Linked DNA regions of Homo sapiens: region 2 is linked to region 1. Evidence: read pairs that join two places in POLR2A ChIA-PET (ENCODE). Cell type or tissue: A673. All regions are shown on one strand.

The links. ChIA-PET counts read pairs that join two places held together with the same protein. Peaks named below come from ENCODE experiments on the same cell type or tissue, not always from the same donor. Only the 100,000 strongest peaks of a DNase experiment are listed, where the experiment ranks them.
Region 2: POLR2A ChIA-PET joins it to region 1 with 5 read pairs; 2 of 35 experiments call an interaction of 5 or more read pairs at or near these places.

The regions. Positions count from the first base shown.
Region 1 is chr5:142,276,285-142,284,284 of GRCh38, forward strand. No RefSeq gene overlaps it. Among named protein-coding and RNA genes, the nearest start is that of SPRY4-IT1, 38 kb to the right of the region's middle. RefSeq lists enhancers at 3,189-3,755, 3,756-4,322. In A673, no CTCF peak of the experiment used is centred here; DNase peaks (open chromatin) are centred at 4,207 and 4,317; H3K27ac peaks cover 379 bases.
Region 2 is chr5:142,566,525-142,574,524 of GRCh38, forward strand. It overlaps the pseudogene RPS12P10. Among named protein-coding and RNA genes, the nearest start is that of FGF1, 120 kb to the right of the region's middle. In A673, no CTCF peak of the experiment used is centred here; no DNase peak of the experiment used is centred here.

The sequences.
Region 1 (8,000 bases):
TATATATTATATATTATATTAAATAATATATATATTATATATAATATATATTATATATTATATATAATTATATATAATATATATTATATATAATATATATTATTCTGTTCTATATAAATATATATAATATATTATATAAATTATATATAATATATATTATATATAATTTATATATAGAATATATAAATTATATATAAATTATATATTATATAAATTATATATAACATATATAATATATATATATATATATATATATATATAGAACAGAATAAGAAAAGTCCTGAGTGACATTTCTTTTTTTTGACATAGGGTCTCACTCTGTTGCCCAGTCTGGAGTGCAGTGGCTTGATCAAAACTCACTGCAGCCTCAAACGTCTCAGCTCAAGAAATCCTCCCACCTCAGCCTCCCGAATAGCTGGGATCGCAGTTGTGCGCCACCACACCTAGCTAATTTTTAATTTTTTTGTAGCGATGGGGTCTCACTATGTTGCCCAGGCTGGTTTCAAACCCCTGGGCTCAAGTGATCCTCCCACCTGGGCCACCCAAAGTGCTGGGATTACAGGCATGAGCCACATACCTGTACGTGGGTGATATTCTGAATGTCTGCAAGCAGGTCAAAGAAACACAAACAAGCTGACTATGTGTAAGTGGCCAAGGGTTTAGGGAAAACCAGTGTGTGCAAGCAACAGAGCTCTTGGAAGCTCCCTGGCAACTGAACCCCCATAGATGCTTGGGGATCTCTCCACTGTAAGAATCCTGATGGAAGGACCTACTTCTCACTATAGAAGCCCATCCTTCCCTTCTGGAGGTTATGATGAGGCCAAGTGATTGATGCTGCCACTGGGACTCAGGGCCTAGGACTGGTGATGCAGAGAAGCAGGAAAAGAGAATTCATCCTGGGTAGTGGCAGCCATGAGCAGCTGTCAACAGAAGCAAAGCTGGTGCCAGCATCCAGTGGTGTTGTGATGACACTGGTATCCTCACCAGGTGGGGACTGGGGTCCATTTCCCTTGATTCTTGCTTGTTTTCCAAGTTTAATTCTTTACTTTTCTAGCAATTCTGTGGGCTACCTTGTAACCCCTAAACAAATCCTTTTTCTGCTAAACCAGTCAGAGTTGTTTTCTGATCCTAGTGAGGATCCCAACTGACTAGGCAAGGTGGGTGGTCAGTACTGCTAAGAAGAGGACTAGTCAAGACTGATCCGGGTAGAAGGCTGTAAAGGTCTCCTGAAAAGAAACTGCCTACATGTCAAGTGCAAGGGATCTGGGGACAGACCTTCCTGGATTGAACCCCAACTCTGTCATTTGCTGCCTGAGTGACCTTGGGCAAGTGATTTAACCTCTCTGAGCCTCAGTTTCATCTGTAAGAGGGGTTTGACCATAGGACCTACTCCTCATACATCCCTATCACTGATGAGATGATTGAATTAGATGACACAAGTGGAGTTCTAGTTCAGATTCTGGCACAAAGCTGGTCTTTAGGGAATGGTAGTTATTGTAACTAACTTTAGCTCAAGAGGTGAGCTTCCTGACAGGGGACTCCATTGCAACCTTTCTTGAATCTATTCATCCTCCCTCTTTGTTCTTCATTCACAGCAGGAAGGGAAAAATTCCTGATGTGCAGTGGGAGAAATTTAAGTTGGATCCAGGCAGACATGTGCTGGTAAATGTTTAACAACCAGCTCTACAGGAAAATAAAAGCACTGATCCGCGGCATTTGCGGATTTCCACCCCTCCATGGCTGATTTCAAACAACCAACATGATGTTGCTGAACAATGGAGTTGGGACAAGATGTGTGCAGTTGGCTCTTATGAGCCAGCACCAGTACACCACTGGACTCAGGGGAGGATACCTTTAAAATACTAGGGAGTGGGGAAAAACAGGTGGTTCCTAAGTTCTGAGGAAGACTGTCAAAAGAAATTCCTCAAGTACTGTTGAGAGGATGGGGGATGAACTCACATTATGCTTTGACTTAAAACTCCAGAGTTCTCTTTAAATGATAGCCTTTAAATCCTCCCTCCTGCTCCCACATACAGCCAGTCAGGTCTCTGGCTCTATTTCTTCCTTAAAATATCCCCTGCAGGCCGGGCATAGTGGCTCATGCCTGCAATCCCAGCACTTTGGGAGGCTGATACGGGTGGATCACTTGAGGTCAGGCAGATCTTGAAAGACCAGCCTGGCCAACATGGTGAAACCCCGTCTCTACTAAAAATACAAAAATTGGCTGGGCGTGGCAGCATGTACCTGTAATTCCAGCTACTGGGAGGCTGAGGCAGGAGAATTGCTTGAACCCTGGAGGAGGAGGTTGCAGTGAGCCTAGATCATGCCACTGCACTCCAGCCTGGGCAACAGAGTGACACTGTGTCTCAAATAAAAAAAAAAAAAAAGGGAAAAAGAAAGAAATAAAATATCCCCTGCATCCATCCATCTCTTTCACTTCATGGCCCGCATGGCCACCCCAGCCCATGGGCTCAGACTGTCAACTCTGAAATACTGCTCCTTGTCCCTGCCCCTTCCCACCCATTCTGTACTAGAATGGACCAGCCATGCCACCCCTAAGCCAGCATTCATTGCATCATCCTCATTCCAGCTTCACTGCCATATGGTTCCAGGCTTGCTGTCCCATTCATTGTAAGTGCTGCTGCCTGGCTGTCCCAGCTTTCACCTGGCCCCTCAGTCTGGAAGTGGTCTATGTGTGAATCTCAGATTTCCTGCTTACTAGTGATATGCTCTTGGGAAAATTACAGAACACTTTCTGAGCCTTCACTTCCTTACCTCTAAAATAGTGATAATGAAAGAACTTTCTTAGGGATGTTTCAAAGGTCAAACAAAATAGTTCTAAAAAAGGCTTGGTAAAATACCTGGCCCCATTGTAAATGCGGAATTGAATATTGGCTCAATGACGACTCTGATGATAAGTACTGCTAGTACTAACGGTAAATGGTAGCTAGTTGAAGGATGATTTTCCTCCTACCTGAATTCTACCCCACTCTCCTTTGCTAGTCCAATGCCACTTTTCTTTTGGCTTTAGTTCTATTTTTTCTGATATACTTTTTCTCTGCACTCATTAGCTCCTTTTTCTCTGAGCTTCTGAAGCAATTACACCCTGCAGTGGAATATTTAATTCAATATTGCCCCTGACTATTCCCTGTTGATGTCAACCTTGTCTTCCTGGCTCATCTTTTTCAGCTTGCAGGGAGCAGCCTGTCTCTATCATCTTCTCCCCTGGAGGGTCTTGGATCAGCAGCCTCACACCAGCAGCCAAAGCGGCTGTGGCTGTGAATGGTACTGAGCTGTGCCTGGTATTTTGCCTGCACCATCTCATTTTATTTTTTTTCATTGAGCCAAGATTTATTGAGCACCAGCTATATACTGGGCACTGAGGCTACACAGTGAATAAGACAAGAGCCTCTGTCTTCCAGGAGCTCACAGTGTAGCCAGAGGAGCTAACCCTGAACACAAAATTACCTAAACCAATGTCCAAAGATGGACCATGCCCAAGAGCTGTGGAGGGGAAAAGAGGGTATTCCAAGAGGTTAGAGCAGGGGCCTGATTCAAAGAGGGGCAGGGGTCTAGGCAGGAGTTACTGAGGGGAAGAGATTTCCCAGGAAGCTCATATTCTGGGGGCCGAGTGGAATGGCTGAGTGCTGAGGACCTGAGATAGGCCCAAGCAGCTGGAGGGGCAAGCAGGAGGGAGAGCAGCCCGCAGTGACGGGCAGGCAGGCAGGGCCAGGGCCTGCAGGGCTTCCCAGGTGGGTTGGGTATTTGGGTCTCTATCCTAAAGTTGGCAAGCATTTAATTCTCAGAGATCTTAGGCAGTAGCATCCATTATCAGCTCCATTTCATAGCAGAGGAAATTGAGACCCAGAGAGATGAAGTCACTTGCCTAGGGTCACACGGCTAGTCACTAGTCAGCCACAAAGCAAAGGCCAGCGTTGCCAAACACACCGCCTGCTGAGTGATTGATGGCAGCACTGACCACTGTGAGCCTGCCCAGCCGGCCTTCCCACGGGCTATCTGGAACGCACCCTCTAATTGGAGCTTTCCTCCAAGCAGGGCCAGCCTGAGGCCCTCTCAGAAGCACTGAACCAGTTTGGTGGGAGTAGAGATGTCAGCGGTTCTGATGTCATGACTGGCTTTGAAGAGCTCAGCTCCCACTGCTGCTTCCATTCCCAGCCCCTGGGGACTGCAGTGAAACTCTCTGGGTTGTGTTTTGTTTTCCCCAGAAGTCTGGGGCCAGGGTACTGAGAAAGGGAGGAGGGTGGTTTATGGTGAGCCGTGTGATTTTTCAGGATTTAGCTGGGACATTCTTGGCCCAGAAGCCAATACTGGTACAAAGAGACCTGAGGAAGCGCCACATCCTGGTTCTCCGGGAGACAGGATGTGCTCAGGAATCTGTGAAATAGGCTGTATTTGTCTCTCAACTCCTCTGAGTCCCCTTTCGTCTAAGGCCTCCTTCCTTTCTTAGCGAGTCCCCAGGGAGATTTGGTCTGGAGCCCTTTCCTTGTGCCTCCCTGGGGCCTCAGCCTTCCCAGCCAGGCCTCCAGAGGGCCCCTCCCCAGACATTAACGATGCTACTAGGTGATAATGACACCTCCAGGGTCAGACCCCAGGCGGCAGGAATTTCAGGCACCAAATGGAGGTGGCTTTTTGGCCCCCCTCGAGTCAACCTGTCACTCTGAGGAGAGAATTCTTTTTATTTCCAGAGTCTTCGACGGTAGGCAGATTTATTTTCATCCAACATTAAAACCCCTCGGTTTGTGGAGAGGAAGGAGCTTGAAGCTCAGTGTGCCAGAGGGGCCAACGGAGCAGGGAGAGATGGGAAGAAAATGAGAAAAGTAACCCTCTTGCCTGGCGTCCTGCCAGGGAAAGTCCTCTGCTCAACCCTGATCCTGGCCCTTCTGGCACGGCATGACCAGAGGCCCTGGGTCAGGCTGCCCTTTATGGCCTTCCCATGGCCCTTCCTTCCAGCCACTTGACCAAATGCCCCTGCATGCGAGGGGGGTGCGCTGCTCTCCAGCTGGTTTGCCAAGGACCCCTACTCCCACCTCCCTCCATAAAAAACTCAGCACCTCTGGGGCCAGAAGAGGACGTGCAGCAAATTCCCACCAACAATTTTGTCTGAGGGACAGGAAGGTTTGCTGACTTGTCGCCCTAAGGATTCGCTCTTTGCTTTTCCTTTTGCAGTTTGGAATCTATCTGTTCGCAGCTTCCCTTTGGCTGCACCATGTTGTGGGTCTTAGGCTCCATCAGCATTTGGTCAGGACAAGTTGGCCCATGGTTTCTCTGATGCAGAAATGGTGTCAACAGGTCCCAGGAGCCAGCGATCTGAGCCTGCACACACACACACACACCCCCACACCCACCCATCCCCGCAAACAATGCCTTCAGCTCACCCTGACCTCCCTGTCTTCTTTGTATCCTTCCTGACTTTTTCTGTCCTCTTTACCCCACTCTAGCTCAGGGCCTTCCTGGCTAATCTCTGACCTGTACTCTGCCTCTCTAATCCATCCTGTAAATGGCTAGCACATTAATTTTCCTAATAATAATTATAGCTAACATTTGGTGAGTGTGTTCTGTGAGTCCGGTGTACCAGAAACTTGCATTAAGTTGTTGAGTATTATATCCATTTTGTAGTTGAGGAAACAGACAGGTTGAGTAATTTGCCTAAAGTCAGATAGCTAATAAGTGGCAGTACTGGGATTTGAACAAAGTCAGTCTGGATGCAGAGCCTGCGTGCTGATCATCACTAACGCTGAATTTCTTTTTAAACCCTTTTCTAAGTGTTTATGATGAATAAAGCATTAGGCCAGGTACTGAGGCCATTTAAACATGAGTAAGATTAAACTTGCTTCCTCCTGCAGTTCTGGCCCCAGGGAGTTGACTTGTCTGGGAAGACGAGTAAGACGAGTCCAGAAACGGCCTATGCAGGAGAGGGTAGAGAACCTTTCACAGAGAATGTGCACACAGAAGGCCTTTCCTACAGAGGATGGAGAAACCACATCTGGTTTGTGAGAATCAAAAGTTGGCCGGCATGGTGGCTCATGCCTGTAAACCCAGCACTTTGAGAGGCTGGGCAGATCACTTGAAGCCAGGAGTTTGAGACAAGCCAGGAGTTTGAGACAAGCCGGGCCAAGAAAGCGAAACCCCATCTCTACTAAAAATACAAAAAAGTTGACTGGGCGCGGTGGCTCATGCTTGTAATCCCAGCACTTTGGGAGGCCAAGGCGAGCGGATCACGAGGTCAAGAAATCAAGACCATCCTAGCTAACATGGTGAAACCCCATCTCTACTAAAAATACAAAAATTCAGCCAGGCATGGTGGCATGCACCTGTAATCCCAGCTACTCAGGAGGCTGAGGCAGGAGAATCACTTGAACCCGGGAGGCGGAGGTTGCAGTGAGCTGAGATCGTGCCACTGCACTCCAGCCTGGGCAACAGAGCCAGACTCCATCTCAAAAAAACAAAAAAAAAACAAACAAAAAAATTAGCCAGGCGTAGTGGCACCAGAAAGGAAGAGTTCCAGGGAGGCGGGTGGGTGGAGGATAGTTTGGAAAGTCAGATAGGGCTCAGGGTCCTGGGGGTGAGGAAGCACCAGATGGGAGCAAAGAGGGTGAATGTGATGCCCGGAAACCACAGGACAAACCGAGATAGAAATGCCCTGACCACAAGACACAGATCCCTGAAAACTCAACATGGAATTAAGGTTTAGTTTTATTTTAAGACAATGGGCTCTGGACTGTCTGAGTTCTCATTTCTGCTCTAGCACTTACCAGCCCTGTAATCAAGGCAAATAACGCAACCTCCCCCTTGCCCACATATCAGTTTCCTCATCTGAAAAGCGGGCAAATTCAGGGCTAGGACCAGGGAAGGTGAGCAAGACAGGTGCTGTGAGTATAAAATTTAAGGGATACTCCCTAAAACCTCAGTCATCAAGATGAATAATACTTAAATGCAATATTTTTAGAGAGTCAAAATCAATGCAAAAAAATCTGCGATGAACAAAGCATCAAACATTTAAATAAAGGAAACTCATACCAAGCCAGCCCGGAGCCTGAAGCAAAAGAAAAAATCAGTAATAATGATCCTGTCTTAAGATAAAGGCACGTAGGCCGGGCACAGTGGCTCACACCTGTAATCCCAACACACTCATCTCACCTTGGTCCTGGCCCTGATTTGTAACACTAGGTATTGGGTGGCTGCAAGGATTAGACAAGATCGTGCATGTTAAGTGCTGAGCGTGCATCTGGCAGGAAGTGCCTTGTAGAACTTGGGGATCCAAGGCCTGTGTTTTGAGGTGAGATGGAGCTGTGTTTGAACACCTGCTCCACCACTTCCCAGCCATGAGACTTGGGCCACAGCCTGTTTCCTCATCTATAAATGGTGAGAGCACCTTGTTTGCCGGGGCTGTTGGATGACATGGGATGAAAAAGGCAAACTGTCTCACACGATGCCTGGCACAGAGAGTCAAACGATCATGCTTGTAGCAGATGCCTGCGTTCGCCAGCAAGCATATGTTGTACCTGCACATGGAGGCTTTCTGCTTGCTCCTGGTAGATTATTGCACTTGCCGGCTTTTCTTTTCTAATAATTTTTCATTTTATTATTGGGGCGCGAGATTTAGCTGTGTTCCATGGGTCTAGCCGCCAAGTCCTGCAGTCTCGCTGTATTCCTCTGTGCCATTCACCCCTGCGACCCTCTGTGGTGCTGCTCCTGACCAGACTTCCAAACTCACAGGGACCTGGCTGCCCTGACTAGCAGCCCTGTCCACCCCTACCTTTTCTCTACCCAGGCCAGAACTGGGTTCTGGGCTGGATTATTTGGTGGTATTATCACCTAAATGATGGAGTCCTTGGCCTGGCCTTCACAAGGCTCAGAGAGCCCTATTCATTCCAAGCTGTCACTCCCCCTTGCTCTGTGCCGCTGCTCTGCTTCCCCACCACCCCTCTACCTCTTTGGTGGGAACACTGCCCCCTTCCCCAGGTATTGGCCGCCCACCT
Region 2 (8,000 bases), 290 kb after region 1:
CCACAAAATAGTTTTGTGTCCTTGGGCCCATCACTTACTCTCTCGGGACCTTAGTCTCCCCGTTTATAAAAAGATAGAGGTTGGTGATTGCTTGTTCCCTGCTGCTGCTGCTGCTGAATCATGTGAAGGCTCAGGTGTGGCCTTGATTTGGCTTCAGTCGTGACCCACCGCCAAGGCCCAGGAAGCCACTGCTGCAGGAAGTGTCCTGGACGTTAACACTGCTTTACAAGAAGTGCTGACCGCCCTCATGCATGATGGCCCAGCATAAGGATTTACAAAGCTGTCAGAGCCTTAGATGAGAGCCAAGCCCATCTCTGTGAGCCTGCATGATGAGCCCACCTCTGTCAAATCAGGGGAGGCCCTTTGTGCTGAACTCCAGGTCAATAGACTTAAGGGAGGGTGATGACAGAAGAAGCCAAGGGGACAGGTAGGTGGTCCCTGTGAAATTGACAGAGAGGGAAGACCCTGTACAGCGGTCAGTTGTGTTGTGTCATAGTTAAGAACTGTGGCAAAGAATCTCAGGTGGAGGATGTTATTGAAGAGTACTTCAAATGCAGAAATGAACAAACAAGCTGGGGGTGGTGGCTCATGCCTGTAATCCCAGCACTTTGGGAGGCCGAGGCGGGTGGATCACGAAGTCAGGAGATCGAGACCATCCTGGCTAACACGGTGAAACCCCGTCTCTACTAAAAAATACAAAAAATTAGTCGGGCGTGGTGGGGGCGCCTGTAGTCCCAGCTACTCGGTAGGCTGAGGCAGGAGAATGGCGTGAACCCGGGAGGCGGAGCTGGCAGTGAGCCGAGATCACGCCACTGCACTCTAGCCTGGGCGACAGAGTGAGACTGCATCTCAAAAAAAAAAAAAAAAAAAAAAAAGAGAGAATCCATTGTTTGGTTTCTTGATTTCTTATTTTGATTGAAAAAACGGGCTCTGTAACTTCCTTCTTGTAGGGAACCAACAAAGGAAGACAGGCTGGTACTGGTGGGTCAGTGAGAGCATCACAGATTCAGGTCCAGTTTTGGGTCTTGTCCCACCACTTGGGGCTATCTCCTTCAAGTATCACCAATTTTTCACCAGGAATGAGATAGAGTAAGAGTCATGGTTGCTTGAATACAACCTAGTTTCTTCCTCTCATTTCCATGATACTGGAGTCAAAAACATAGAAATATCGGTTTCGTTGTGTGAATATTGTTGTGTTTCAGTTCACCAGTCACAGAAAATAAATGGACATGGTTGCAGTTTGAACTACATCCCTGAGGTTTACTTATGTATTTAAAACATAAGTTTAGTTTTGCAGTCGAGTAAAAAAAGGAATACTTGGGCTAAGTTCAAAATTCACAAAAAGTACTTTTGGTTCACAGTATGGGTCAAACCCCTAGCTATTTATTCTTAGCTGTCTGTTTCAGAGAGAAGTTGAGAGAACATCTTCCCCTTTACTAGAAAGGCCTATGAAAAATGAGTTACTTAATATTCCTCCTCTATTTTCCTCTGGGTAAAGGTGCATATTCCTAAATTTAGTAGAGTTTAAGTAGATCTTCCTCCCCTTTTCACATCCTTCCTGTTTTGTTCATGATCTGGGGGATTGGGGGAAGTATTTTTTTTAAGTAGTGTTGCTGTTTCTCTTTCTGCTTGAGCATTAAGGATAGATCCTATGTAGTAATTCCTGAGCATCCTGCCCTCAACAGACGACCAGTGATGAGGTTAATGAGGTGTTGGAAGATGGCAAAACCAATTCTAGTGTTAGGCTTTCCAGCTTTTTAATTAGGAGTCCTGATGAATGGCTTGCTTGTAAAATACTCTTTCACTGGGTGACACCCCCACCCAGACAGGAGAGATGAGGAAGCGCATGGTGAGATAAAACAGGGCAGTCAGTCCTCTGCTTTCTCCCAAGTTTGTCCAGCTCACATCCAGGGCCTGTAGCTGTCTGTAGCTGCCATAAATAATGTCCCAGGGCCTTCCAGAGGCTTCCAAAGGCCAGAGCTGCCAGTGCAGCGTGAATTATCACGGAAATATGAGATAGCTGGGAGCTTTCTCTCGGCATTTTTCTTCTGCAGACCGCTGGGCTGGATCCAGGGTCTCCCACAGTTTTTTGTGTGTGTTTGTTAGATGGAGCCTATATGGGCTGTTGTGGACCTGGGTACTTCCAGGTACTCACAGTCATGAAACCAGAAGGTTTTCAGGGGCTATCCTTATTAAACAACCCAGGAGGCTTGCACTTTGAGAACATGCCAGTGTTGCACCTCAGAGGAAGGGTTCCGAGCACTGCCCTCATTGTGCCGTGATTGACGTGTGTTCCAGTATTTTCCAGGACTCTGTGGACATTATCACTGGGACACAGCCACGTTTCTTTTTCTCAAGTGAAAGAAGTTTTGTCCAGGAAAGACGTCAAGGCTGAAAAGACAAACAGTGTGACTATATGTGGGTGGATGAGGTGCAGGGAAAGAATCTCTTCTAGGAATAGAAATATAAACCCTTTACTGTAATTTTACAAGTTGTATTTCCCCCCAGACTGATCTTTGGACAATTTTAAGAGATTAAGAAACCCACAGATACTATACTCAATATCTGGGTGACGGATTCATTTGTACTCCAAATGTCAGCATCATGCGATACACCTTTGTAACATGTCTGTACATGTACCCCTTGATTCTAAAATAAAAGTAGAAAAAAGAAACAGGAAATCAGAGTTGTAAGAGCAGTGATAGCAATTGGTGCCATTTCTCCTTCTACCCCACTTTTAAAAAATAACTTGGCTGGGCACAGTGGCTCACGCCTCTAATCCCAGCACTTTGGGAGGCTGAGGGGGGCAGATCACCTGAGGTCAGGAGTTCGTGACCAGCCTGGCCAACATGGTGAAACCCCGTCTCTACTAAAAATACAAAAATTAGCCTGGCGTGGTGGCATGCACCTATAATCTCAGCTACTTTGAGGCAGGAGAATTGCTCGAACCCAGGAGGTGGAGGTTGCAGTGAGCTGAGGTCGCGCCACTGCACTTCAGCCTGGGTGACAGTGCGAGACTCCATCTCAAAAAAGAAAAAAAAACTTGATTTTTAAAAAATTTGGTGACTCATTCTATGAATTTTAACATTTGTATAGATTCTTGTCACCACCACCATAATCAGGGTTCAGGACAGTTCCATCACCCACCCCCACTAAGCTCCCTTGTGCTGTCTCTTTATAAGCATACGCTTCCCTGACCCCTAACCCCTGCCAACCACTCATCAGTTCTCTATCCCTATAGTTTTGTCTTCTTGAGAATGTCATATACATGGAATCCTACAGCATGTCACCTTTTTGAGATGGGCGTCTGTGACTCACCAAAATGCCTTTGGGATCAATCCAAGTTGTTGTGTATATCAATAGTTGGTTCCATTTTATTTCAACATATGGATGTACCACCATTTGTTTATTCGTTCACTTGTTGAAGGACATTTGAGTTGTTTCCAGTGATTCAAGTCCTTTATTTTTTTTTAGATTGTGCTGAAACATATAACATATAATTTTCCCCTTTAGCTATCTTGAAACGTACAAATCAGTACCTGGTATTAATTACGTTCACACTGTTGTGCAATCATCACTACTATCTGTTTCCAAAACGTTTCCATCACCCCACATAGAAACTGTGTAACCATTAAGCAATAACTCTCCATTTGCCCCAGCTTCTGGCAATTCTGATCTACTTTTTATCTCTATGAATTTGCCTATTCTAGATATTCTCATATAAATGGAATCATACAATACTTGGCCCTTCGGGTCTGGGTTTTTTCACTTAGCATAGCGTTTTTAAGGTTCATCCATATTGTAGCACGTAACAATGCTTCATTCCTTTTTATGGCTGAGTACTAGTCCATTACATGTATATAACACATTTTCTTTCTTTTTTTTTTTTTTTGAGACGGAGTCTCGCTCTGTCACCCAGGCTGGAGTGCAGTGGCGCGATCTTGGCTCACTGCAACCTCTGCATCCCGGGTTCACACCATTCTCCTGCCTCAGCCTCCCGAGTAGCTGGGACTACAGGCGCCTGCCACCTCGCCGGGCTAATTTTTTTTGTATTTTTAGTAGAGACGGGGTTTCACCGTGTTGGCCATGATGGTCTCCATCTCCTGACCTTGTGATCCGCCCGCCTCGGCCTCCCAAAGTGCTGGGATTATAGGCGTGAGCCACCGCGCCCGGCCTAACACATTTTCTTTATCCACTCATGTTGGGGACACTTGGGTTATTTATACTGTTTGGTTATTGTGAATAATGTTGCTATTCACATTGGCATACAAGTAGTTGTTTGTGTCTGTGCTTTTAAATTTTTTTTTTTTTTTGAGATAGGATGTCACTCTGTCGCCCCAGCTAGAGTGCAGTGGCATGATCTCAGTTCACTGCAGCCTCAACCTCCCCAGCTGAAGTGATTCTTTCACCTTAGCCTCCAGAGTACAGGCACACACCACCACACTTGGCAAATTTTTTTTTTTGATATTTTTTTTTTAGAAATGGGTTTTCACCATGTTGCCTAGGCTGGTCTTGAATTCCTGGGCTCAAGTGATCCACCCGCCCCGGCTTCCCAAAATGCTGGGATTACAGGTGTAAGCCACTGTGCCTGGACTCTTTTTTTTTTTTTTTTTTTTTGAGACAGGGTCTGGCTCTGTCACCCACGCTGTAGTGCAGTAATATGATCTTGGCTCACTGCACCCTCAGCTTCCTGGGCTTACCTGCTTTTGATTCTTTTGCCACTCCTACTTTTTAATTTAAATTGGCAGGAGAAGGAAGATTTTAGTTCTAAGAATCTGATACTTTGTATGAATCTAGTAATTGTTCTTTGTATTTCGTAAGCTTAAAGGATTTTAGGAATTCTACCAGCTTTTTTGCCATTAATGTCTCTTGTGTCCTGAGAGGATGAAGATGGTAGTCAGAATTTGGTTATGGGAAAAGGGGACTCGTGGAAGTGGCCCAGGGCCCATTGGGGGAGCCAGCCTCTGTTTGCGTGCCCTGGCTCAGGTTGTGGTGTAATCGTTTGCTTGGGTCTGGAAGTAGTCTTTGATAGCATCTCATGTGATTGACTTTGTCTGGCCCTTGCTTCATTTCTCCACAGGGTTTGCGAGGCCATTAGAAGACTTAAGGAGATAGGGGCCAAAAGTACCATGTGGGAAGAAGCTTTCACACTCTGCAGGATCTGCTTTTATTTGTAAGATGTGTCTGAACCTACCCAGACTTAGAGCTCAGCTAATTCCGCACTCATTTAGATTGATTGGTAGTAGGGCCAGTCTGAACTGTAAAATGTTTGAGAAATAGATTATGATTACCTTCAAGGATGCACCTTTGTGACAAAGAACTTAATAGGCTTTCTTTAATTAAGAGATAGCTATAATTTATATTTAAGTAGCTTCATTTGTATACGGTAGGGGCTAAAGTCATTAAAAAGCAATGGTATTTTTAAGTAGTGCAGTTTCTCTTCCAATGTTGCTAGTTGGCCTATTAAATTTCCCCTGATAAACATTGTAAAGATAGGAGTTCAGTCTAGCCTTTCTTATCATGAATTGCCACCCCATAGAGACTAAAAAGTATAAGGTTATCGCTCTGTACAGCTAGGATTGCCCTCTTTGTTGACTGGATATGTAGCAGAGTTTTGTTGTTTTTTTTGCGTGCATAAGCATTCTTTTGACCCTAGAGTGTAACAAACCCTCCCCTTTACCAGTCCTCTGCTGTAGCCTTCCGCCAAGCCTAATATTCTCACCCCAAGAGATTCTTTTGGCTTAAAACCCTTCTTTCCAGGAAGTTGTTAAATCTAACAGAGAAAGAGAGAGAGAGAACCAGACTCCGTATATACATTGTTAAGTGTCAGAGAGTTCTAGGAGGGGTGTGTGTGTGGTGTGGGGGGGTGGGAGGGATGAGTGTGTATGTGTGTGTGTGTCTATGTATGTTTCTGTTTTCTTTTGAATGGATGAAAGGACTGTAAATCTATTCTGGATCACCTGGATGATCACTCGGGGACTGTTGACCACACTCTTTCAGTTCCCAAGTTTGCATGGAAGTTGATGCTCACACAGGGACCAAGGGAAGGCTAATACTACCCCATCCCAAGGTATACTGAAGAGAAGACAGAGTGGGAAAACTAAGTCATCAATGGCCCACACTAACTAAGGCATTCCACACTCAAAAAAGCCTGGTAGTTGATACCTTATTCATTGCTGGTGAAGGTGAACACAGAGCCAGCTTTGTAGGTCCTAAGTTCATTAGGATTTTTTCCTTGAATAATCTTTTGGTATTACATTTTGGGGTCTCATTAAATTGATTAACCTTTCAAAATAATGGAACAGAGGTTAACATGGGTTTACCATTAAAAAGGAGTAATTACAACAATGATAATAATAACTTATGAAGCCCTTTGTGTGTCCTGGGCACAGGGCTAAATGCTTTCCTTGTATTGTTGCATTGAATCTTCACAACTTCCCCATGAGTAAGCATTCTTACCATATCCACTTTACAGGAAAGCAGATAGAAACTAAGAGTTTCAGTCGCTTACCCGAATCACACAGTGGGATTTAAACCCAGGCAGTCTGACTCCAGACCCATCATTCTAAGCCACTGTGCTGGCCTCCCACAGTGAAACAGAAAGCATAAAACTATATTGCAGGATTCTAGATTCTAACAATCTGGTATTTTGTCTGTGGAAACAGCTCAAGTGTCCATCAACAGATAAATGGATGGTGCATTCTGTCACATTTATGTCAATGTTTTGGATTTTATTGGCACCGTAACTTTGTTTTTAATTTATAAATAAATCACATATATATTTACACATTTGTTTGGGTTTAATAGTTGTTTACTATTAAACAACTTTATAGTTTAAAGAACTATAAGCATATGAGGTTTATACCTAGTTTTATATATTTGTGCATATTTTAGTAATATTATAATAAAAGTGGCTTAGGTCAACACTGGCAGGCCACAGTAGTATGTCATTAACACCCTGAACACATTAACACTGTTTACTTTAAATAAAATCCCTTAATAGCCTAAGAGACTGAACCTATTTTGATGGCTGAGAATGAAGAGGTCATGAGAAGGTTCAAAACAGAAGTTCAGAAGTGGATCTGCAGTTGGTTACGAGGCACCAGACGGGCGGGTTGATGGTTATTTTCTCTCAGCTTTTTGAAGACCAGATTCTGCTCTCTCCTGGCCACTGTCGTCGTGTTGAGAAGTCTGCTGCCACTGTAAATGCCACTGTGGAGGACATCATTCTTTCCTCCAGCTATTTTTTTTTTTTTTTTTTTGAGACAGAGTTTCACTCTTGTTGCCCAGGCTGGAGTGCAAAGGCGTGATCTCAGCTCATCGCAACCTCCGCCTCCTAGGTTCAAGCGATTCTCCTGCCTCAGCCTCCCTGGGATTACAGGCATACTCCACCACGCCCCACTAATTTTGTATTTTTAGTAGAGACGGGGTGTCACCATGTTGGTCAGGGTGGTCTCGATCTCCCGATCTCAGGTGATCTGCCTGCCTTGGCCTCCCAAGGTGCTGGGATTACAGGTGTAAGCCACCACTCCTGGGTCTTCGAGCTATTTTTAAGATATTCTCTGTAGCATTCTTCATGCTCACAAAGGTATTCCTAAATGTGGATATGGTTTTATTTGTACTGAAGGGGACTCCATGTTTTTCCTGAACCTCAGGATTCTTGTGTTTCCTCAAAACTGGAAAATCATTGGTGATAATCTCTCCACACACCATCTCACCACATTTCCACGCTTCTGTCCTACAGGAACTCCTCCTCTCATTCTATTTTTCATGCCTCTGCCCTGCTCATTTATCTCACCACATGGCATTCTGGTTAATTTCTGCAAATCTATTTTTCTGTTTTCTGTATTCTCTTCAGATGTGTTCAATATATTTAACCCATACATTAGGATTTTTTTTTTTTTTTTTTGAGATGGAGTCTTGCTCTGTCGCCCAGGCTGGAGTGCAGTGGCTCCATCTCCGCTTACTGCAAGCTCCGCCTCCCGGGTTCACGCCATTCT